2 separate regions of the Homo sapiens genome follow, and region 1 is linked to region 2. A link is a loop called in an ENCODE intact Hi-C map of the cell type or tissue named here. Cell type or tissue: dorsolateral prefrontal cortex. All regions are shown on one strand. Each heading gives the region's core, and the rest is flanking DNA. Links, peaks and the distances in the headings are about the cores only. Region 1 overlaps CLIP3 (CAP-Gly domain containing linker protein 3). Region 2 holds the start of LOC124904705 (a long non-coding RNA gene).

The links. Peaks named below come from ENCODE experiments on the same cell type or tissue, not always from the same donor. Only the 100,000 strongest peaks of a DNase experiment are listed, where the experiment ranks them.
Region 1: a loop joins it to region 2, with 2.2 times the contacts of the local background. A loop is called at or near these places in 2 of 110 quality-filtered maps.

The regions. Positions count from the first base shown.
Region 1 is chr19:36,020,357-36,032,292 of GRCh38, forward strand. CLIP3 (CAP-Gly domain containing linker protein 3) reads right to left here. Exons shown (of 14, transcript NM_015526.3): 2 at 11,836-11,936; 3 at 6,776-6,915; 4 at 6,596-6,689; 5 at 6,230-6,391; 6 at 5,791-5,909; 7 at 4,040-4,276. All of the region lies in intron 3 of LOC101927572 (a long non-coding RNA gene), which reads left to right. Among named protein-coding and RNA genes, the nearest start is that of CLIP3, 6.5 kb to the right of the region's middle. In dorsolateral prefrontal cortex, for the core only: no CTCF peak of the experiment used is centred there; a DNase peak (open chromatin) is centred at 8,145; H3K4me3 peaks cover 827 bases; H3K27ac peaks cover 617 bases.
Region 2 is chr19:35,874,715-35,885,218 of GRCh38, forward strand. APLP1 (amyloid beta precursor like protein 1) reads left to right here. Exons shown (of 17, transcript NM_001024807.3): 10 at 27-155; 11 at 1,803-1,902; 12 at 3,004-3,111; 13 at 3,368-3,394; 14 at 3,870-3,940; 15 at 4,176-4,238; 16 at 4,360-4,503; 17 at 4,629-5,078. The coding sequence ends at 4,727. LOC124904705 (a long non-coding RNA gene) reads right to left here and starts at 7,411. Exons shown (of 2, transcript XR_007067245.1): 1 at 7,113-7,411; 2 at 4,950-5,415. It also overlaps the pseudogene RN7SL402P. In dorsolateral prefrontal cortex, for the core only: CTCF peaks have their summits at 5,175, 5,383, 7,544 (motif pointing right) and 7,756; a DNase peak (open chromatin) is centred at 5,227; H3K4me3 peaks cover 1,161 bases; H3K27ac peaks cover 2,477 bases.

The DNA.
Region 1 (11,936 bases), core at 3,698-11,697, 150 kb after region 2:
CTCTGGGAGGCCGAGGTGGGAGGATCACCTGAGGTCAGGAGTTCAAGACCAGCCTGGCCAACATGGTGAAACCCCCATCTCTACTAAAAATACAAAAATTAACCAGGCATGATGGTGCACGCCTGTAATCCCAGCTACTCGGGAGGCTGAGGCAGGAGAATTGCTTGAACCCAGGAGGGTTGCAGTGAGCCCAGATAGCACCACTGCACTCCAGCCTGAGCAACAGAGCAAGACTCTGTCTCAAGAAAAAATATAAATAAATAAAAATACAAATCAATACATTTAAACTAAATTAAAAATGCATTTCCCCAGTCACACTAGCCATATTTCAAGTGCTCAATTGTCACATGTAGCTTGTAGCTACTTTACTGGACAGCACAGACAGAATATTTCCACCATTACAGAAAGCTCTGTTGGACAGGGCTGTTATAGAGAAATTAAAGCCCTCAGAACAGGGCTTGGTATTAAGTAAAGGATCAGCAAGTATTCGTTATTGAAATTTTTTTTCTATTTTAGAGACAGGGTCTCACTCTGTGGCCCAGGCTGGAGTGCAGTGGTGCAATCATAGCTCAGTGTAACCTTGAACTCCTGGGTTCAAGCAATCTTCCCTCCTCAGTCTCCCGAGTAGCTGGGACTACAGGTGAACGCCACCAAAGCCTGGCTAATTAAAACAACAACAACAACAACAAACTTTTGTTAAAAATAGAAATGGAGTATCCCTATGTTGCCCAGGTTAGTTTCAAACTCCTGGCCTCAAGCGATCCTCCCCATCTTGGCCTCCCAAAGTGCTGGGATTACAGGTGTGAAGCCACTGTGCTCAGCCTGTTAGCTATTATCATGCTGTAACTTTGGTCAGGGGACTTATTGAGCCTCAGTTTCATCTGTAAAATAGAGATAGTAAGCCACCTCATGGAGTGATCATCTGGCGGAAACTTTTTTTTTTTTTAGACAGGGTCTCACTTTGTTGCCCATGCCAGGGGTGCAGTGGCACGACCCTGGCACAGTGCAGCCTCAAACTCCTGGGCACAAGTGATCCTCTCACTTCAGCCTCCCAAGTAGCTAGGACTACAGGTGTGCGCCACCATGCCTGATTAATTTTTTCATTATTAGTAGAGATGAGGTCTCACCATGTTGATTGCCCAGGCTGGTCTTGAACTCCTGGGCTCAAGCGATCCTCTCACTTCAGCCTCCCAAGTAGCTAGGACTATAGGTGTGTGCCACCATGCCTGGTTAATTTTTTCATTTTTAGTAGAGATGAGGTCTCACTATGTTGCCCAGGCTGGTCTCGAATTCCTGGGCTCAAGCGATCCTTCTGCCTCAGCCTCCCAAAGTGCTGGGATTACAGGCATGAGCCACCACATTTGGCGGAAACATTTTTAACACATGTAAACTTGCTTAGCTGCAGTGAGACTTTAGTGAGTGTGGTTATTATCATTATGGGAGGCTCATTCACCTCTCCATGCCTCAGTTCCTGGTCCATATAATAGGCTAATTAATTAGTGCTGATCTTTTTTTATTTTTATTTATTTATTTTTTTTTGGAGACGGAGTCTCACACTTTGGCCCAGGCTGGAGTGCAGTGGCATGATCTTGGCTCACTGCAAGCTCCGCCTCCTGGGTTCATGCCATTCTCCTGCCTCAGCCTCCTGAGTAGCTGGGACTACAGGCACCTGCCACCATGCCTGGCTAATTTTTTGTATTTTTTTTGTAGAGACGAGGTTTCACCGGGTTAGCCAGGATGGTCTCGATCTCCTGACCTCGTGATCCGCCCACCTCTGCCTCCCAAAGTGCTGGGATTACAGGCGTGAGGCACCGCGCCCCGACAATTAGTGCTGATCTTAAGAGTGTTGGTGGAGGGACTAGAACAGTGCCTGGCACACACAAAGAGCATTTAGTATGCGCTGGACTCTGTTCTAATGGCCTTACGCATTTTAATTAATTTAAACCTCAACCAGCCCCCTAAGGTGGTTACTATTATTATCTCCATTTACGGATGAAGACATTGACACCCAAAGAGGCAGAATCACTGGCTCCAGGTCCACAGGTGGGAAGTTGCAAAGCTGAGATTTACCTGGGCAAGTCCCTGAGCCTGAGTTCATGACGCTGTGCTATGCTGCTTCTCTAAGGGGCAGTGATTAGTATTCCGTGTCTTCAGATAAAGGTTTTCACCTGTTGGAGCCTCTTATAGTCTGGCTTGTAAAATGGGAAGAGTCAACCCAACCTTCCTTCTGAATTGTGCAATGGATATGATTAGATCGTGCACAGCAGAATGCTTTCTGGATGGGGCCGGGCGCAGTGGCTTATGCCTGTAATCCCAGCACTTTGGGAGCCAAGGCGGGCGAATCGCTTGAGGGCAGGAGTTTGAGACCAGCCTGGCCAATATGGTGAAACCCGTTGCTACTAAAAATAAAAATAAAAGGCCAGGCGCGGTGGCTCACGCCTGTAATCCCAGCACTTTGGGAGGCTGAGGCGGGCGGATCACGAGGTCAGGAGATCAAGACCATCCTGGCTAACACAGTGACACCCTCTCTCTACTAAAAATACAAATAATTAGCCAGGCATGGTGGTGGGCACCTGTAGTCCCAGCTACTCGGGAGGCTGAGGCAGGAGAATGGCATGAACCCAGGAGGCAGAGCTTGCAGTGAGCTGAGATCGCGCCACCGCACTCCAGCCTAGGCGACAGAGCAAGACTCCATCTCAAAATAATAATAATAATAATCATAATAATAAAAATAAACCCAGGCTTGTTGGCACACACTTGTAATCCCAGCTACGTGGGAGGCTAAGACATGAGAATAGCTTGAATCTGGGAGGTGGAGGTTGCTGTGAGCCAAGATCGTGCCACTGCACTCTGGCCTGGGTGACAGCAAGACCCTGTCTCAAAAACACAAAAACAAAATTCAAACTCCTTCCAGTAGCCTACAGGTCTGCTGTGACCCAGCCTTGCTGACCTCTCCACCTCACCGCCCTTCCCATAACTCCCCTCGTCAACACTGCCCCTTCCTGCCTCTGGGTCTCCATACCTACTGCATCCTCTGCTTCCTTATCTTTGCAAAGGAAGTTCTTTCCTATCTCAGTTTGGACATCACCTCCTCAGAGAAGCCTTCTCAGAACACCCCAGCTAAAACCACTCCAGCATTCAGCCAGGGACAATTTACTAAATCCAAACATGTAATGGTGTTGACAGCCCTTGTTGCTACCAGAAATTACCTTTTTTTTTTTTTTTCAATAGAGGCAGGATCTCACTATGTTGCCCAGGCTGGTCTCTAACAACTCCTGACCTCAAGTGATCCTCCCACCTCGGCCTCCCAAAATGCCGGGATTAGAGGTGTGAACTACCGTGCCCAGCCCAGAAATCATCTCAACCATAGGTTTACTTTCTTGACTGTCTCCCCTTCATTACAAGTGGAGCCCCATGACAGCAGGGCGGGGGCAGACACAGCCCTCCCTCCCTAAGGACAGACTGGGTCCCGTATGGAGCCCAAGGGACACCGGGAAATGAGTGAAATTGGAGTCCCTGGATAAATGAAGATTCTCTCTGCCCTCTCAGCTGTGATACCCGCTCCCCCAAGCTGAGACTCCTTTCTCCCTTTCTTTCCCTGGCTTGCTCCTCCACATCTGCAATTTGGGTACATTCCCCATCACACCCCAATCACTCTGGCCTGGACTTGCCTAGCCAGACTTGTCTCTGAGAGCAGAGGGGCCTGATCGAGGACCACAAGACCCGGGGGGAGCCACAGGTGCACAGAGCTGCGCAGATCACTCTGCTCACCCCTCCCCATGGCAGCCATGACCACTCTCGGCCGTCACTGTCAGATGACGGGTTGTTTCCCACCCTGGATGGAGAGCTCAGCACAGGGTGAGGCTCAAAGGAGACACCCACGGAACAACTGAGATAAAATCAAGTACTGGGTGGATAGTTAGGGCGGCAAGTAGACAAAGGGCAGGGACTGCACTCTGCCCGAGGACGCAGCTCCAAGGGATTAAGGGGCTGAGTCCCACCCCCACCCACCATGCAAACACACATCCCAGCCCCTGACCTTCTGGCCATCCAGCAGCACGCGGTCTCCCAGGCGCAAGCCCAGTGCGCTAAGCATGAGATTGCCTGGGACGTTGTCATAGTTGGGTAGCGTGACCTTGGGGAGGGCGCAAGATAGTGGCACTGCCTCTTCCAGAAGCGTCCGCAGCTCCTTGGCCACCAGTGCCGCCTCTGCCTTGTCCAGGGACATGTCCATAGGATCTGGGACCACCTCCGCCGGCACCTGTCCTTTTCGATTCTGGGGGCCAATGGGAAAAGAAGGCAGGGACTCAGTGGCACAGGTCACACCCCCATGGAGGCCCTGCCCCTAGAGACCACCAGTCTGGGTGATGCAGGGGTAAGACTAGGTCATATCCTGGGCCAACCTGGGAATAAGAAGGGTCAGGGCAAGGCGGGGTAAGGTGGCTCACGCCTGTAATCCCAGTACGTTGTGAGGCCGAGGCAGGCAGATGCTTGAGGTCAGGAGTTCAAGACCAGCCTGGCCAACATGGTGAAACCTCGTCTGTACTAAAAATACAAAAATTAGCCGGGTGTGGTGGCGTGTGCCTGTAATCCCAGCTACTCGGGAGGCTGAGGCAGGAGAATCGCTTGAATCCGGGAAGCAGAGGTTGCAGTGAGCCAAGATCATGCTACTGCACTCCAGCCTGGGTGACAGAGCGAGACTCCGTCTCAAAAAAAAAAAAAAAGAAGGGGCAGGGCAGAAAGGTGCAGACCACATCCCCAGGGAAACCCACCCCTGAGACCCAGGGCTGGGGGTGTGTCAAGTAATTGAGGGTGGGCCTGGGGGTGTAGGCAGTAGGGATGAGGGCCACACTTCAGTGCTGTAGGTCACGCCCTCAGGGAGGCAATCTCTGGAGACCCCAAGCCTGTAATGAGGACATGTGGGAGATGAACATTGAGAATGGGCTCCTGTGGGCTGGGTGCAGTGGCTTATGCTTATAATCCTAGCAATTTGTGAGGCCGAGGTGGGCAGATCACCTGAGGTCAGGAGCTCGAGACCAGCCTGGCCAACATGGTGAAACTCCATCTCTACTAAAAATACAAAAATTAGCCGGGTGTGGTGGCGCATGCCTATAATTCTACCTACTCGGGAGGCTGAGGCAGGAGAATCGTTTGAACCTGGTAGGCAGAGGTTGCAGTGAGCCGAGATTGCACCACTGCACTCCAGCCTGGATGACAGAGCCAGTCTCTGTCTCAAAAAAAAAAAAAAAAAATTAGAGAGAGTGAGAGTGGGCTCCTGTGGTATAGAGTCAGGAGTCAAACTCTGGGCCAGTGGAAAATGGGGAGAGGCAGGGTCTCAGGGGCACAGGCCATGTTACCCCAACATACATGTGCCTGGACGGCTGCAGGGTAATTAGCATTGTGGATGGAGCCTGGTAATGCATAGGTCAGAGGTCAAAGATCATATTGAGGGCTTAGGAGAGGACCAACCCTCTCATTCACAGAAGGCCTAGCCCAACTTTCCTCATGACCTTGAAATGCTGTTATGCACTGCCATGGGATAGGCTGGATGACCCTGGGCAGATCCCTTAATCTCTGCCTCAGTTTCCCCATTGTAAAACAAGGCTTATAATAGACTTCACCTGACATGTAATGAACACTAGGCATATTTCAGCTGTTATTGCATTTGCTGAATGTACAGACGGCATTTGTAGTATTTGGGGAGTCACGGGAAACGCAGAGACCTGCTGGAGGGAAGTGGGGGAGGAAGGGAGCAGGAGGGTAACGGGTTCTGGGCAAGGGTGGCAGTACCCTCAGCGCAGGGTTGGCGCCGTGCTCCAGCAAACATTTGGCGGCGCCCAGGCACAGGCTGGAAGCAGCGATGTGCAGGGCTGAGCCGTGGTTGAAGTCACTGCACGTGGAGTTCACCACTGGAAGTGGGCAAGAGGAGGGGTTCCGGGTGAGCGCCTGTGGGACCCCAGCCCTCCTCCCACCTCGGGGCTCATCTCTTAACTTGCAGGTCCCAGAGCCTCCGACGCAGAGCCCCGCCCCCACCTCGGAGCCCCCCTCTCCCTTGGCAGCCCCGACCCTCCCTAGAGTGGTAGTCCCTGAGCCCCCTCTCCCACGCCTCCAACCTCCCGCTATCTCCTCAGATCACCGTCCTCCTTCCCCTCGCAGCCTGGCCTCACCTGGGTCTCCGCGTCCCTCACCCAGGTCCTTGCCCCCTCCCAGCCAGGGCTCTCCTCCTCACCTCGCGGCCTCGCACCCTTCAGCAGCACACGCACGAGGTCGGGCACATCAAAATAGGCCGCGTAGTGAAGCGCGTTCATGTTGGTCCAGCGGCTGCGCAGCGTCACATCTGCGCCCAGCGCCAGCAGCTGCTGCGAGAGGCGCACGGCTGCCGCGGGGTCCCCTGCGCGATAGGCCGGGTCAGCTTGGAACCCCCATTCCAGAGCATGGGCCCAGTGCACGGGGAGGACCCTGGGCTTCAGGGACTATACTTTGGGATCCGAAGCTTCGGGTTCCAGATGGGGCCTGAGTTCTGGGTGGTTTTCAGCGTGTTGGGTCTGGGGGCCTAGGCTTTGGGGCTTATGACTTGGGGGTAGGGGGCCCTCACCGACTCCGTGGGCCCCAGCTTTGCACGCATAGTGGAGCAGTGTCATGTCGGTCAGCCCGTCACGATCGTTCACATGGCAGCCTCGGCGCAGAATCTGTGAGTACCAGGGGAGCAGGGAGGGTCACCCACACATGTGGGGAACCGCATCCCCTCTCCCCCTGGTTTCCCCAGTGTTCTCACCTCATTGCCGATGACGTCTATCTTGTGCTGGACTTGGGGCACCCACTGGCGCACAATGGCAAACAGCTCGGGGATGGTGGTCTGAGGGTCAAACAGGATCTCCTGGCACGCCGGGTCATTGGGATCGAAGAAGGTGAAAGCTGGGGTGGCAAGAGGTCCAAGGTCACCCCACGCAACTGACCCCCTCCTTCCAGCCTCAGTAGGGGAGCTGTAGGTCTTTGCCTTTTAGAGCCTCTAATGCAGGGTCTCAAGCTGGTGGCACATGGGCCACAGTCAACCCACAGGCATTTTCTGTGTGGCCAGCATGAGGTTTCAAACTCAGGTGGGTTCACATAAAAATCTCGATGCCCAGTGTGTCTTGAAAAGTTGGAAGATCAGGCAATTCCCATATAGCAGCAAACTCCACCCCCTGAAACAAAAGCCTGACAGAGAGTGCAGTACCTTGGAGTCTGCATGTCCAGGGGGACTGCTACTGACCTCACCCACTGTTGCCCTGTGAGAGTATGAGTGAAGTTTGGCTGAATCTCCAGAGCAAAAATAAATAAAGCCAGAAGTCCTGGTTTTTAATAAAACTCTCTCAATTGTTTCAAATACCATGCAGTCCACATCAAATGTATCCATGACTGGGCACAGTGGTTCACATCTGTAATCCCAATGCGTTGGGAGGCTGAGGCAGGAGGATTGCTTGAGCCCATAAGTTCAAGACCAGCCTGGGCAACATAGCAAGACCCCTGTCTTTACAAAAAGTTTTAAAATTAGCCAGGTGTGGTGGTGCGCATTGGTGCTACTCAAGGAGATTGAGACAGGAGGATTGCTTGAGCCCAGGAGTTCAAGGCTGCAGTGAGCCATGATTGTGCCACTACACGCCAGCCTGGGCAACAGAGCAAGACCCTGACTCTGGAAATATAAAAAATAAAAATAGAGGCTGTGCGCGGTGGCTCACGCCTGTAATCCCAGCACTTTTGGAGGCCGGGGCGGGCGGATCACCTCAGGTCAGGAGTTCGAGACCAGCCTGGTCCAACGTGGTGAAACCCTGACTCTACCAAAAATACAAAAATTAGCCAGGCGTGGTGGTGGGCGCCGGTAATCCCAGCTGCTCGGGAGGCTGAGGCAGGAGAATCACTTGAACTCAGGAGGCAAAGGCTGCAGTGAGCTGAGATGGCGCCGCTGCACTCCAGCCTGGGTGACAGAGAGTGAGACTCCATCTCAAAAAAAGTAAATAAATAAATAAAAATGAAAATAAAATAAAATGTATCCATGAGCAGGAATCAACCTGTGCCCAGCCAGGGTGGTGCCTAGAGGCACTTCTGTCTCTTCCCACTCGACTCTAAGGAGTACTGCTCTCTGTGACGTCAGCACCCAGCACAGGGCCCTGGCACGTGGCAGGAACTCAGTGCGTGGTGAATGAACGACTACATGAATGATCAGATTATACACAGCCCAGGGAAGTGCCACATAGAAGGTGTCTCCAGGAATCAGCCGGCATGCTCCTTTTAGAACTGCAGTCACATCATAGCCCTTCTTGGCTTAGAACCCTCCTCCAGCTCCCAACCCATCCAGAGTACAGACCAAAGTCTTCCCCACGGCCCTCAGGGCTCTGCACATCCAGCCCCTCAGTTCTCAGCCCTCTCCCCTCACTTATTCCCCTTCCCTCATTTCCCACACTGGGCTCCCTCTGTCCCTCCCACGTGCCAAGCAAATTCTTGTCTCAGGGTCTTGGCACTTGCTGTTCTTCTCACTCAGGATAGACTTCCCACACATCTTCACAAAGCTTTATAAATCTTTGCTCAAATGTCATCTCCTCAGAGAGGCCTTCCCAAACCACACTGTCTAAATCGGCACCCGCCCTTCTCCATCTCCTACTCTTTTTTTTTTTTTTTTTTTTTTTTTTTTTAGAGATAGGGTCTTGGCTGGGCATGGTGGCTCACGCCTGGAATCCCAGCACTTTGGGAGGCCAAGGCTGGCAGATCATGAGGTCAGCAGTTCGAGACCAGCCTGACCAACATGGTGAAACTCCATCTCTACTAAAAATACAAAAATTAACTGGGCGTGGTGGTGAGTGCCTGTAATCCCAGCTACTCAGGAGGCTGAGGCAGGAGAATCGCTTGAACTCGGAAGGCAGAGGTTGCAGTGGGCCAAGATTGCACCATTGCACTCCAGCCTGGAGTCCGTCTCAAAAAAAAAAAAAAAAATAGGGTCTGTTGGAATGCAATAGTATGATCATAGCTCACTACAGCCTTGAACTCCTGGGTTCAAGTGATCCTCCTGCTTCAGCCTCCCTGGTAGCTAGGACTACAGTATACATCACCATGCCCAGCAATTTTTTTTTTTTTTGTAGTGACAACGTTTTGCTATGTTGCCCAGGCTGGTCTCGAACTCCTGGGCTCAAGTGATCCTCCCACTTTGGCTTCCCAAAGCACTGAAATTACAGGTGTGAGCCACCATGCCCAGCCCTTTATTTATTTATTTATTTTTATCATAGCTCATATCACTACTTGACATGTTTACTCCTCTTTCTCCCTCCTTCATTTCCTCTCTTCTTCCCTCACTAGGATCTAAATGCTATGATTCTATTCTGCCTCATTCACTCCTTTATCCCCAAGGCCAGGCACAGCACATGGCACACAGTAGGTGCTCAGTCAATCTCTGTTGAATTAATGTACAAATTTAACAGATACATGATTTCCTCTTGGAGTCCACCTTAGCCTTCTCCCTGTCCTCGACCACATTTCCAGATTTCTTCACATTCTGGGACAAAACCTCTCCCGCTCTACAAGCAAGACTGCTTGGAGGGCTCAGCCTATACCCTCCGACCTCCCACTGAGTCAGAGGCCCCAGCCACCTCCAGCTGCATTTCCAAAGGAGATTTTCCAGTTTTCTGAGGTACAGCACCCCCCCGACCTCAGGCCCCAGATAACTTCCTTTTACTTTTTTCTTTTTTTGAGACAGGGTCTCACTGTGTCACCCAAGCTGGAGTGCAGTGGTGCAATCCTAGCTTACTGCAGCATCGAATTCTCAGGCTCAAGTGATCCTCCCACCTCAGCCTCTGGAGTAGCTGGGACTACAGGTACCCACCATGCCTGGCTAATTTCTAAATTTTCTGTACAGATGGGGTCTTGCTCCATTGCCCAGGCTGATCTCGAACTCCTGGCCTCAAGCAATCCTCCCACCTTGGCCTCCTAGAGTGCTAGGATTATAAGCCAGAACCACTGTGCCTAGCCAACTTTCTTATTTTTCTATTAGACTGAAGTCAACTTGTAGTCTCCCTGATCTACCTCTAGTGGGTGACATGTCCATGGATGCCATCTGTCTTGCTCTATCCTGGCAACGCTGACTCTCTGAACCTGGTTTCTGAACCTCACAGCTGCCGGGGATTCCCAGCCTGCATATCTTCCAAATTCCCCTCCTACATCCAACTCTGGCTGCACTCCATCCCCTTCTACCCAGTACCCAGAGGGAGCTTTCAAACTACAAATCAGACCTGCCACTCCTCTGCTCTTAAACACCCTCCCCTTGCCACTCTTCTCCCCTGTCCCACTTAGAATATAACCAAAGTCCTCACTGTAGCCTTGAAGGCCCTTCCAGATCTGGCCTATGCCAACCTCTCACCTCAACCTCGATCATTCCCTGAATGCAGCTCCAGGATCTTTCTGTTCCAAGTTCAATTCTGCCTCAGGGCCTTTGCACTTGCTGCTGTCTGCCTGGAACACTCTTTTTCCAGCTCTCTTATGGCTGATTCCTCCCCATGCTCTGGGTCCCAAACTAAATGTTACCTACTCAGAAAGAGCAGCCCTGACTACCCCTGCAGGTAGCTGCCCCCTAGTCATTATCGTATCTCCACCTTTAATTTCTTTTTCTTTTTTCTTTTTTTCTTTTCTTTTTTTTTTTTTTCTTTTTTTTTTTTTTTTTTGAGACAGTCTTACTCTGTCACTCAGGCTGGAGTGTAGTGGCTCGATCTTGGGCAACCTCTGCCTCCCAGGTTCAAGCGATTCTACTGCCTCAGCCTCCCGAGTGGCTGGGATTACAGACATATGCCACTATACCCAGCCAATTTTTGTATTTTTAGTAGAGATGGGGTTTCACCATGTTGGCCATGGCTGGTCTCAAACTCCTGACCTCAGGTGATCCGCTGGCCTCAGCCTCCCAAAGTGCTGGGATTACAGGCGTGAGACACCATGCCCAGCCCACCTTTTCTTTCTTTCATAGCACTTGCTCCAATCTGAATTTATCTGATTTCTGATTTATTTATCTGTTCACTTGTTTAGTCTCTCCTTCTCTCCTGCAAGGGAGGATCATGCCTGGATCACTTAGGATTAAATCTCCGGCACCCAGCATAAGGCTTGTCACAGAGTAGCAGCACTCGATAAATATCGCTCGGTCAATGATTAGACACTTTCAGTTTCTCCAAGAGGCCGCCCTCTCAGCTCCATACCCTCCTACCTCAGATCCTTTACCCAGCGGTTACCTCTCCTGGGAGCCCTTTCCCCTGACCCTTCTCTTAGTTAACCCCAACTCACCCTCCAGTCTTCTCAACTGTAACCTCCTCAGGGAAACAATGTCTTAAAAAACTCTTGCAGCAGCTTGTTTATGGTAAATACAATTTTCATAATGTCTTGTAATTACATATTTATATTACATTATATTTTTCTTTCTTGCATATAAACCTAAATGTGAAAAATTACATTATGGTTTAATACCTATTTGTGTGGCTGTTACTGAGGCCTGTGAGTTGTCTCAGGGCAAAGACTGGGTCTCTCTTGCCCCCTGCTGTGGCCCCAGCCCCTAGCATAAAGCCAGGTCCACAGCCGCTTTCAAAAAATGATTGTTGAATGACTAAATGATGGAATGATGTGTCATGAGTCAAAGACTAGGAGTATTACAATTCCATTCTCCAATGGGTGAATGAATGAATTAACGAGGGGTGCTCTGCAGCCAAGATTCCTCTGGACCACCTTCAAATTCCCCAGAATTCTCCCACCATCACCACCAGCAGAGCACAGCCCACCCTCCCCGGCCACCCAACGCTCCAGGCCAGATTCCAGGGTGGGGACAGTGGTTACCGTAGTCCTTAGGGAGGGGGGCAGGTGCCGAGGGGTGCACAACAGGCTTCTGCCGGCGCTCCTGGGTGGGGCTGGGGGCCTCGGGGACGGGTTCATCCTCC
Region 2 (10,504 bases), core at 1,349-9,348:
TTGGGCATCCTGTGTCCCTTCCACAGGCGGAGCGTGTCCTGTTGGCCCTGCGGCGCTACCTGCGTGCGGAGCAGAAGGAACAGAGGCACACGCTGCGCCACTACCAGCATGTGGCCGCCGTGGATCCCGAGAAGGCACAGCAGATGCGCTTCCAGGTGCTCACATCCTTCCAGCTCCCAAATGCGCCGCTATTCCTCAGACGCCCGCGCCTCAGGCTCTTCTCTTGTCCCTTAGACCCTCTTTCTGTCTCTTGGACCCCTTCCTATCCCCTGAACACCGCTTCTCTGCCCCTTCCCAGTCTCTCAGCTCAGCTTCCTGACCCTGAAACATGGACCCTCACATGCTGTGTCTTTGACCCCTGCTTCTTGGCCCTTGGATTCCTACTCCCCCCGCCGTCGATCCTATGTTCTGTCCCTTGGATTTTCACTGCCTTTCCCAGAATCGTCTTTTTTTTTTTTTTTTTTTTGAGACAGGTTCTTGCTCTGTCGCCCAGGCAGGAGAGCAGTGTGCGATCTTGGCTCATTGCAACTTCCACCTCCTGGGTTCAAGCAATTCTCCTGCCTCAGCCTCTCGAGTAGCTGGGATTACAGGAGCCTGCCACCACACTGGGCTAATTTTTTTTTTTTTTTTTGACAGAGTCTCGCTCTGTTTCCCAGGCTGGAGTGCAGTGACATGATCTGGGCTCACTGCAACCTCCGCCTACTGGGTTCAAGCTATTCTCCTGCCTCAGCCTCCTGAGTAGCTGGGACTACAGGCGGGTGTCACCACATCTGGCTGATTTTTGTATTTTTAGTAGAGACAGGGTTTCACCATACTGGTCAGGCTGGTCTTGAACTCGACCTCAGGTGATCCACCCTTGGCCTCCTAAAGTACTCGGATTACAGGTGTGAGCCACCACGCCCGGCCCCAGCTAATTTTTGTATTTTTGGTAGACACGGGTTTCAGCATGTTGGCCAGGCTGGTCTTGAACTCCTGACCTCAGGTGATCTGCCTGCCTTGGCCTCCCAAAGTGCTGGGATTACAGGCGTGAGCCACCATGCCCAGCCAGAAACCCCAATAACTTTTGCACCAATCTAATATTTTTAGCAGAGACAGGGTTTTGCCATGTTGCCCAGGCTGGTCTCGAACTCCTGACCTCAGGTGATCTGCCCACCTCGGCCTCCCAAAGTGCTGGGATTACAGGCGTGAGCCACCATGCCCGGCCAGAAACCCCAATAACTTGCACCAATCTAATATTTTTAGCAGAGACAGGGTTTTGCCATGTTGCCCAGGCTAGTCTCAAACTCCTGACCTCAGGTGATCTGCCTACCTCGGCCTCCCAAAGTGCTGGGATTACAGGCATGAGCCACCGCGCCCGGTCGAGAATCTCCTTCTTGTTCCTTGAACCCTCTTCCTGTCCCTCAACCTCCTTTCTCCATAACTTCACTTGTTTTCCCTGGAACCCCTGTTCTGTGCGCTCAAATTTGAATTCCCCTTTCCTGGATGTTTTCTTCCTGTCTATGAAACTCCATTCTGTGCTCTTGAACTCCAAATCTTGCCTTGAACCATGTCATTTCTATATGACCCTCCAATCCTCAATCTCTGTCTCTGGAATCCCCTCAAACCCCACTTTCTGTTCCTTGGACTTTATTCTTCAATTTCCTTCTCCTATGGCCCAGTTCCTAACCCTTGTACCACACATCCTGTCCATTGCATGTGCCGCTTTTCCTCAGTCGCTATTGAATTCCTCCTTCATACTGCTTCAGTTTCCTCATCTCCAGCCTGCATTGCGCAGTTCATCCTTCATGTCCACTCACCCACAGGTGCATACCCACCTTCAAGTGATTGAGGAGAGGGTGAATCAGAGCCTGGGCCTGCTTGACCAGAACCCCCACCTGGCTCAGGAGCTGCGGCCCCAAATCCGTGAGTGTCTATTACCCTGGCTCCCATTACAGATCTCTGAGGGCAGATCTTGACTCCTAAATGTTGGGCCCCCCCAATTTCATTTATTCCTCTATAACAAACAGCCCAGACCTTAGCAGTGAAAATCAACAATGATTTTTCTTTGTTCATGATTCTGCCATCCGGTCTGCGCTCAGCAGAGTGGTTCTTTCAGTGGTCTTGCCAGTGGTCAAGCATGCAGCTGTATTTAGCTAGCAGATCATCTAGGGGCTGGGAGTCTAGCACAAATGGACCTTTCTCTCTCTCCAAGGAAGCGCAAGGCCTCTCTTCTCCGTGGAGCTTCTCCATGTGGTCTCATCAGCAGGGTAGCTAGATTCCCTACATGGTGGTTTATGCTCTCTAAGACATCACAGTGGAAGTTGCTAGGTCTTAAGGCTTGGGCCCACATTCTATTTGTTAAAGCAAGTTACAAATTCAGTCCAGATTCAAGGGAAGGAACCTATATGCATACCGGAAAGTGTGACCTATTGCAGCCCCCACATCTATTGTGTCTTTCTCCTGGATATCTCACACATAACCCTGATTCTCCTAGTATTTAAGAAAGCTATCATCTTGAGGCGCGGTGGCTCACGCCTATAATCCCAGCACTTTAGGAGGCCGAGGCGGGTGGATCACTTGAGGTCAGGAGTTCGAGACCAGCCTGGCCAACATGGTGAAACCCCGTCTTTACTAAAAATACAAAAATCAGCCGGGCATGATGTCGCTTGCCTGTAATCCCAGCTACTTAGGAGGCTGAGGCAAGAGAATTGCTTGAACCCGGGAGGTGGAGGTTGCAGTGAGCTGAGATCGCATCATTGCACTCCAGCTGGGCAACAAGAGTGAGACTCTGTCTCAAAAAAAAAAAAACAAAAAAAAAACATAATCTTGAAACTTCAGCCTCCATCCTTCCTGCCAGCAGTGCCTCCATCCAGCTTCCCACTTTCTCAGATCACACTTCTGGCTACCCCACACTTGGGGCTGACTCTGCTGTCTGCATGATCTCCCACTTGCTCTACTGGTAGGGTGCCCTCCACTCACCCCTATGCTCACTACCTCAGCCACCTTTCTGCATGTCCCCCTCAGAGGAACTCCTCCACTCTGAACACCTGGGTCCCAGTGAATTGGAAGCCCCTGCCCCTGGGGGCAGCAGCGAGGACAAGGGTGGGCTGCAGCCTCCAGATTCCAAGGATGGTGAGTGAGCCCACATATAGATGACCCCAGACATTAGGGAACAGGCCCCAGCCTAATTTGTAATCCCCTAGAGTCTGAGGGTGTCTTCACCACCACAGTGACTGGGAGAGGATGAGGAGGAACGTCTAAGGTTGCAGGGGCCTCTGTAGGATCCCCAATCCTCCTTCTTAGTCCCTGGAAGGATGTTTCTCCACCTTTCTTTGCTGATACCCTCCTCTCTTCACTGTTCCACTCCCTTGCTTCCTCTGGCTGCCAGCAGACACCCCCATGACCCTTCCAAAAGGTGAGTGTCTCACAGTTAACCCCAGCCTCCAAATCCCACTGAATCCCTGAACCCAGAAGGAAACAGGGTCCATCCATTGGGAACCTCAGACCCCCTGGGGTAGAGTTTGATGTACTTTCCAGCCCCCTCCTCTGGACCCTAAAGAATGAGATAGGGCCAGGCGCTGGTGACTCACACCCGTAATCCTAGCACTTTCAGAGGCTGAGGCAGGAGGATCCCTTGAGGCCACGAGTTCTAGACCAGCCTGGGCAACATAATGAGACCCTGTACCTACAAATAATTTAAAAATTACCTGGGTGTGGTGGGGCATGTCTGTAGTCCCAGCTGCTCAGGAGGCTGACGTAGAAGGATCACTGGAGCCCAGGAAGTTGAGGCTGCAGTGAGCTGAGATCATGCCACTGCACTCCAGCCTGGGTGACAGAGTGAGACTCTGTCTAAAGAAAAAAAAAAAGAATGAGATCAGACTTGGGGGTAGGGTCCACAGAACAAGATGCTGCATCCCCTGAGAAAGAGAAGATGAACCCGCTGGAACAGTATGAGCGAAAGGTAAGTTAGTCAGAACTGTGGGCTCCCTAAGGGGAACAAGATCGGGGCCTATATGGCTGGGTACGAGGGAGGAGATGCTGGGGGCTTGGATTCCTTGTCCTGAGGGAAGAGGGAGCTGAGGACGTGGAATTGAGATCCTAGAAAATGAGAGGGCTGGGGGACGCTCTCTTGGGCCCTTGGGTAGGAAGAAGCCAGTGCCAGGCTTCTGGGTTCCTGACACCTCCTGCTCCCCCAGGTGAATGCGTCTGTTCCAAGGGGTTTCCCTTTCCACTCATCGGAGATTCAGAGGGATGAGCTGGTAAGAGGAGGAACAGCCGGGTACCTAGGGGAAGAGACCAGAGGTCAGCGGCCAGGCTGTGATTCCCAAAGCCACACAGGACCCTCAAAGAAGCCCTCTGCCCCATCTCCTCTCCCTGCAGGCACCAGCTGGGACAGGGGTGTCCCGTGAGGCTGTGTCGGGTCTGCTGATCATGGGAGCGGGCGGAGGCTCCCTCATCGTCCTCTCCATGCTGCTCCTGCGCAGGAAGAAGCCCTACGGGGCTATCAGCCATGGCGTGGTGGAGGTGAGAACCATGGCGTGGTGGAGGTGTGGGAAGAGTTCCTGAGCCCGGGTGTGGGCGGCCTGAGAGACTTGCGGGCAGTCCCGCCCCCGCACCACACTGTCCTTTCCCTCCCCTGCTCGTTGCAGGTGGACCCCATGCTGACCCTGGAGGAGCAGCAGCTCCGCGAACTGCAGCGGCACGGCTATGAGAACCCCACTTACCGCTTCCTGGAGGAACGACCCTGACCCGGCCCCCTTCACCCCTTCAGCCGAGCCCAGACCTCCCCTCTTCCTGGAGCCCCAGAACCCCAACTCCCAGCCTAGGGCAGCAGGGAGTCTTGAAGTGATCATTTCACACCCTTTTGTGAGACGGCTGGAAATTCTTATTTCCCCTTTCCAATTCCAAAATTCCATCCCTAAGAATTCCCAGATAGTCCCAGCAGCCTCCCCACGTGGCACCTCCTCACCTTAATTTATTTTTTAAGTTTATTTATGGCTCTTTAAGGTGACCGCCACCTTGGTCCTAGTGTCTATTCCCTGGAATTCACCCTCTCATGTTTCCCTACTAACATCCCAATAAAGTCCTCTTCCCTACCAGGCCAGTCTGAGTCTCTGTGGGAGAATTAGTCTGTAACCACAGCTGGACGCGGTGTCATCGCCGCCCAGGCCGCCTTGGCCTCTTTAAACGGGATGACGGAGCTTTAAATCTGGGCGGGTCCTGCGGGAAGGGCTGGCGCGCCGGGGGCGGGGCTCAGAGGCCAGGGATAGGCGCCTGTCCTGGAGCTGTCCGCGGTGCTGAACTGGCCGCGCCTTCCAACTGTCAGTTGGGTACCAGTGTGGACCCCAAGGAGGCTGGGCTCCAGCGAGTTTCCCCTGCCATCTGTTCAGCCTCACACACAATCACATGCAGCGCCCACCCCAATCTTCGAGAGTCCTGTAAGAGATTATGAATCGTGAACCACCGTTCCCATTCCCCAAAGTCTTCATTCCTTCTCGGGGAGTCTATAGAAACCCTCCTGGAGTGTGGAAATTCCAGTCACGTGTCCCAGAAAGGGATATATGATATCTGCACGTGCCTACTGAACTTCGTTTTATTTTCTCCCCCTACTGCCCGTATAAATGCAGAAGAATTTCTTTTTCTTTCTTTTCTTTCCCCACCTCCCTTTTTTTAAGACAGGGTCTAACACTGTCACTTAGGCTGGAGTGCAGTGGTGCAATCATAGCTTACTGCAGCTTCCAACTCTTGGGCTTAAGTGACCCTCCTGCCTCAGCCTCCCGAGTAGCTGGAACTATAGGCACGTACCGCCACCCCCGGATAATTTTTTTAAAAAAATTTTAGGCCAGGTGCGGTGGCTCACGCCTGTAATCTCAGCACTTTGGGAGGCTGAGGCGGGCGGATCACCTGAGGTCAGGAGTTCGAGACCAGCCTGGCCAACATGATGAAACCCTATCTCTACTAAAAATACAAAATTAGCCGGGCCTGGTGGCGTATGCCTGTAATCCCAGCTACTTGGGGGCTGAGGCAGAAGAATCGCTTGAACCCAGGAGGCGGAGGTTGCAGTGAGCCAAGATTGCGCCACTGCACTCCAGCCTGAGCAACAAGAGCGAAACTCCATCTCAAAAAAAAAAAAATTTAGAGATGGGGTCTTGCTATGTTGCCCAGGCTGCTCTCCAAGTCCTGGCCTCAAGTGATCCTCCCACCTCAGCCTCCTGAGTAGCTGGGATTACAGGCGTGCAGCACTGTGCCCAGTATTGGAATTTATACCCTCACATGTCCCATTATGCTGGCTCGGGTTAGCCCTCTACATATACAGTTATCTGTCCCAAGAGGGTTAGGAGGATTTAAAGGGTTAATATTCGTGGAGCTGTTATAACTGCACCTGCCACTTAGCAAGTATTTGTTAAATAAATTTTAAAGTATTAAGGTAGCAAACACTCATATGGTGTTCACCCTGTGCCAGGCACTACTCTGAGGGCTTTACATGCACTGGCACACTTAACCATTACTCCTGTGAAAGGAAAATAAATCCTGGGGGCCCCAAATCACTAAGTTAAAGGGAAAAGTCAAGCTGGGAACTGCTTAGGGCAAACCTGCCTCCCTTTCTATTCAAGGTCATCCCTGTACTCACTGAGAGAGGCATATTCTGATTGCCTCCTTTGGAAAAGCTAACCAGAAACTCAAAAGGATGCAACCATTTGTCTCTCACCTACCTGTGACCTGGAAGCCCCCTCCCTGCTTTGTGTTGTCCTGCCTTTCCAGACAGAACCAATGTACATCTTAACATATGTTGATTGATGTCTCATATCTCCCTGAAATGTATAAAACCAAGTTGTACCCCGAACACCTTGGGCACATGTCGTCAGGACCTTCTAAGGCTGTGTCATGGGTGCATATCCTCAACCTTGGCAAAATAAACTTTCTGAATTAATTGAGACCTGACTCAGATATTCGGAGTTCACATTTCCATCTAATGGAGTCAGTATTATGACTATTCCTATCTATAGATTAGGAACTGAGGCTGAGAGTCGTTACATCACATGCTCTATGTCATCATCCAGGAAAAGTCAGAGCTAAGAATTCAATCCAAGAAGCCTGGCTCCAGCATCCACTCTCCTGGCCACTTTGCTAACCTGTTTAATACTCCAAGGTTGTCCAATATGGTGCTCCGATTGTGCGCTTCAAAATTCCACGTGGCTGGGCACAGTGGCACGCTGCTCTAGTCCCAGCTACCCGGGAGGCTGAGGCAAGAGGATTGCTTGAGCCCAGGGCTTCTGGACTGGAGTGCACTGTGCCACTTGGGTGTCCACACTAAGTTTGGCATCAATATGATGACCTCCTGGGAATGGGAACCGACCTAGGAAACATAGGTCAACACTCTCATGCTGATCAGTAGTGGGATAGCACCTGTGAATAGCCACTGCGCTTCAGCCTGGGCAACATAGAGGGACCCTGTCTAAAAATAAAAATAAAAATAAAAAATAAATAAATAAATAAATAAATAAATAAATAAATAAAATCCAAGTGATACCATTCACCTCCCAGACTTTGTAGATTTGCTTTTTTACCACAGCTTCCCAGGAGATGGCAGTAAAGTGTCATGTTCTAATGTCAGTATCTTGCATGATTTTCTGACAGATGGTTTGGGGAGGGAGCATCTATTTCTAATTCTCCCAAAGGGCCTATGAGCTAGCTGTGGTTCTTCATAATATATAACTGTAAATATAGGTCGTGTATATTGAATATACACCTGGTAGATGTTAGGAGAAGACGCTTCATGGTGCAAGTTGGATGCAATGCCAGTCTCTGTAGAGAACTCAGTTTGCACCATCACTCTGATACCGGTTATATCTTTGGTTATACTCGGATGAGCCCAGTGGAAATCTATCACTAACGCCACAGGCACCACAGGGGTTGAAAGCCGCCTTTGTATTTTCACAACCAAGAGTGATCAACAGGCTAACAACAGGTAAGGAGCTCCAAGCAGGTGAAACAGGAAAAGTAAGGCGGTTTTGCTCAATAGGGTCAGTGTGTAAAGTAAAGTTTAATGGTAATACTTAGAGTATTTAATTTTAAAATGTTGTTATTCAAATTCCAGCAGGAAAAATAATTTTGCTGTTATTTATCTGATGTTCTTGCACTCCTAAGTCATTCTTTTCCCACTGAAGATGATCTTGGTAATACTGTTTTTTTGTTTTGTTTTGTTTTGGTTTTGGGTTTTTGAGACAGAGTCTTGTCAGGCTGGAGTGCAGTGGTGTGATCTTGGCTCATAGCAACCTCCACTTCCCAGGTTCAAATGGTTCTCCCACCTCAGCCTCCCGAGTAACTGGGATTACAGGCGCCCGCCACCATGCCTGGCTAATTTTTGTATTTTTAATAGAGACGGGGTTTCACCATGTTGGCCAGGCTGGTCTTAAACTCCTGACCTCAAATGATCCACCTGCCTTGGCCTTCCAAAGTGTTGGGATTACAGGCGTGAGCCACCGGGTCCGGCCAATTTTTCTTATAATAATTCAGTTTCTACCATGTGCGTGGCTCATGCCTGTAATCCCAGCAATTTGTGAGACTGAGGTGGAAGGATCGCTTGAGTCTAGGAGCTCAAGACCAGTCTGGGCAACATAGTGAGACACAGTCTTTACAAAAAAAAAATTAGTCAGGCATGGTGATGAGTGCCTGTAGTTCCAGCTACTCGGGAGGCTGAAGTGGGAGAATTGTTTGAGCCTAAGAGGTCGAGGCTGTAGAGAGCCAAAGAAGACAGATTGAGACCCGGTCTCAAAATAATAATAATAATAATAATATATGGACAGGTGCAGAAGCTCATGCATGTAATCCCAGCACTTTGGGAGGCCGAGGTGGGAGTATCCCTTGAGCCCAGGAGTTCGAGACCAGCCTGGGCAACATAGTGAGACCCTGTATCTACAAAAATAGAAACGAAAAAATTAGCTGGGTGTGGTGGCATACACCTGTGGTCCTAGCTTCTCAAGAGGCTGAGGCAGAAGGATCTCTTGAGTCCAGGCAGGAGGTGGAGGCTGCAGTGAGCTGACATTGCACCACTGTACTCCAGCCTGAGCAAGAGTGAGACCCTGTTCTTATTTAAAAAAAAAAAAAAAAAAAAACACACAAAGTTTCTGAGGGACATTTTATCATGTTAGTGGGGTGGGTGTGTGCACATGTGTGTATTGATATGCATCTTAGTCTGGGCTAAGAATACCATGAGCTGGGTGGCTTAAACAACACACATTTATTTCTCACAAGTGCTAGAGGCTGAGAAGTCCAAGATCAAGGTGCCAGCAGCTCCAAAGTCTGGAGGACTCTCTTCCTGGTTTGCAGATGGTTTGTTTTGTTTTGTTTTTTGACAAGGTCTTGTTCTGTCACCTGGCTGGAGTGCACTGGTGCAATCACAGCTCACTGCAGCCTTGATCTCCCAGGCTGAGGCAATTCTCCTGCCTTACTCTCTCGAGTAGCTGGGACCACAGGTGTGCACCACTACACCTGGCTATTTTGTTTTTTTTGAGTAGAGACAGGATTTCACCATGCTGCCCACGCTGTTCTCAAACTCCTGAGCTCAAGCTATCCTCCCATCCTGGCCTCCCAAAATGCTGGGATTACAGGTGTGAGCCAGTGTGCCCTGCCCAAGATGGCCATCCTCTTACTGCATCTTCATATGGCAGAGAGTAGAGAGCAGAGAAGCAAGCTCTCTCCTGTCTCCTTCTTTTTTTTTTTTTTTTGAGATGGAGTTTCACTCTTGTTGCCCAGGATGGAGTGCAATGGCATGATCTCGGGTCACCGCAATCTCCACCTCCCAGGTTCAAGTGATTCTCCTGCCTCAGCCTCCTGAGTAGCTGGGATTACAGGCATGCACCACCATGCCTGGCTAATATGTATTTTTTAGTAGAGACGGGGTTTCTCCATGTTGGTCAGGCTGGTCTCGAACTCCAGACCTCAGATGATCCACCCGCCTCGGCCTCCCAAAGTGCTGGGATTACAGGCATGAGCCACCACGCCCGGACTCTCCCATCTCTTCTAACAAGGACATTAGTCCCATTCATGAGGGCTCCACCCTCATGACCTAACTACCTCCCAAAGGCCCATCTTCAAATACTACCCCACTGGGGCTTATGGTTTCAACAAATGAATTTTAGAGGGACACAAACATGCACTCCATAACAATACAAATTGAGATATACATCTTATATGTCAACAAAACCTCAGATGCCATCAGTGATAAAAAATAGCATTATTTTAGGTACCACAAAAGGAAAAAAAAGGCAAAATATAAACTATGTCACACAATTGACTATAAGATGATCCCAATTAAGTTCTTCTGTATTTTTTATTTTATTATTATTATTTATTTACTTACTTTAGAGACAGTGTCTTGCTGCCTCCCACGCTGGAGTGCAGTGCTGCAATCATGGTTCACTGCGGCATCAAACTCCTGGCCTCAAGTGATCCTCCTGCCTCAGCCTCCAAAGTAGCTGGGACTACAGGCACCCGCCACCATGCCCAGCTAATTTTTGTATTT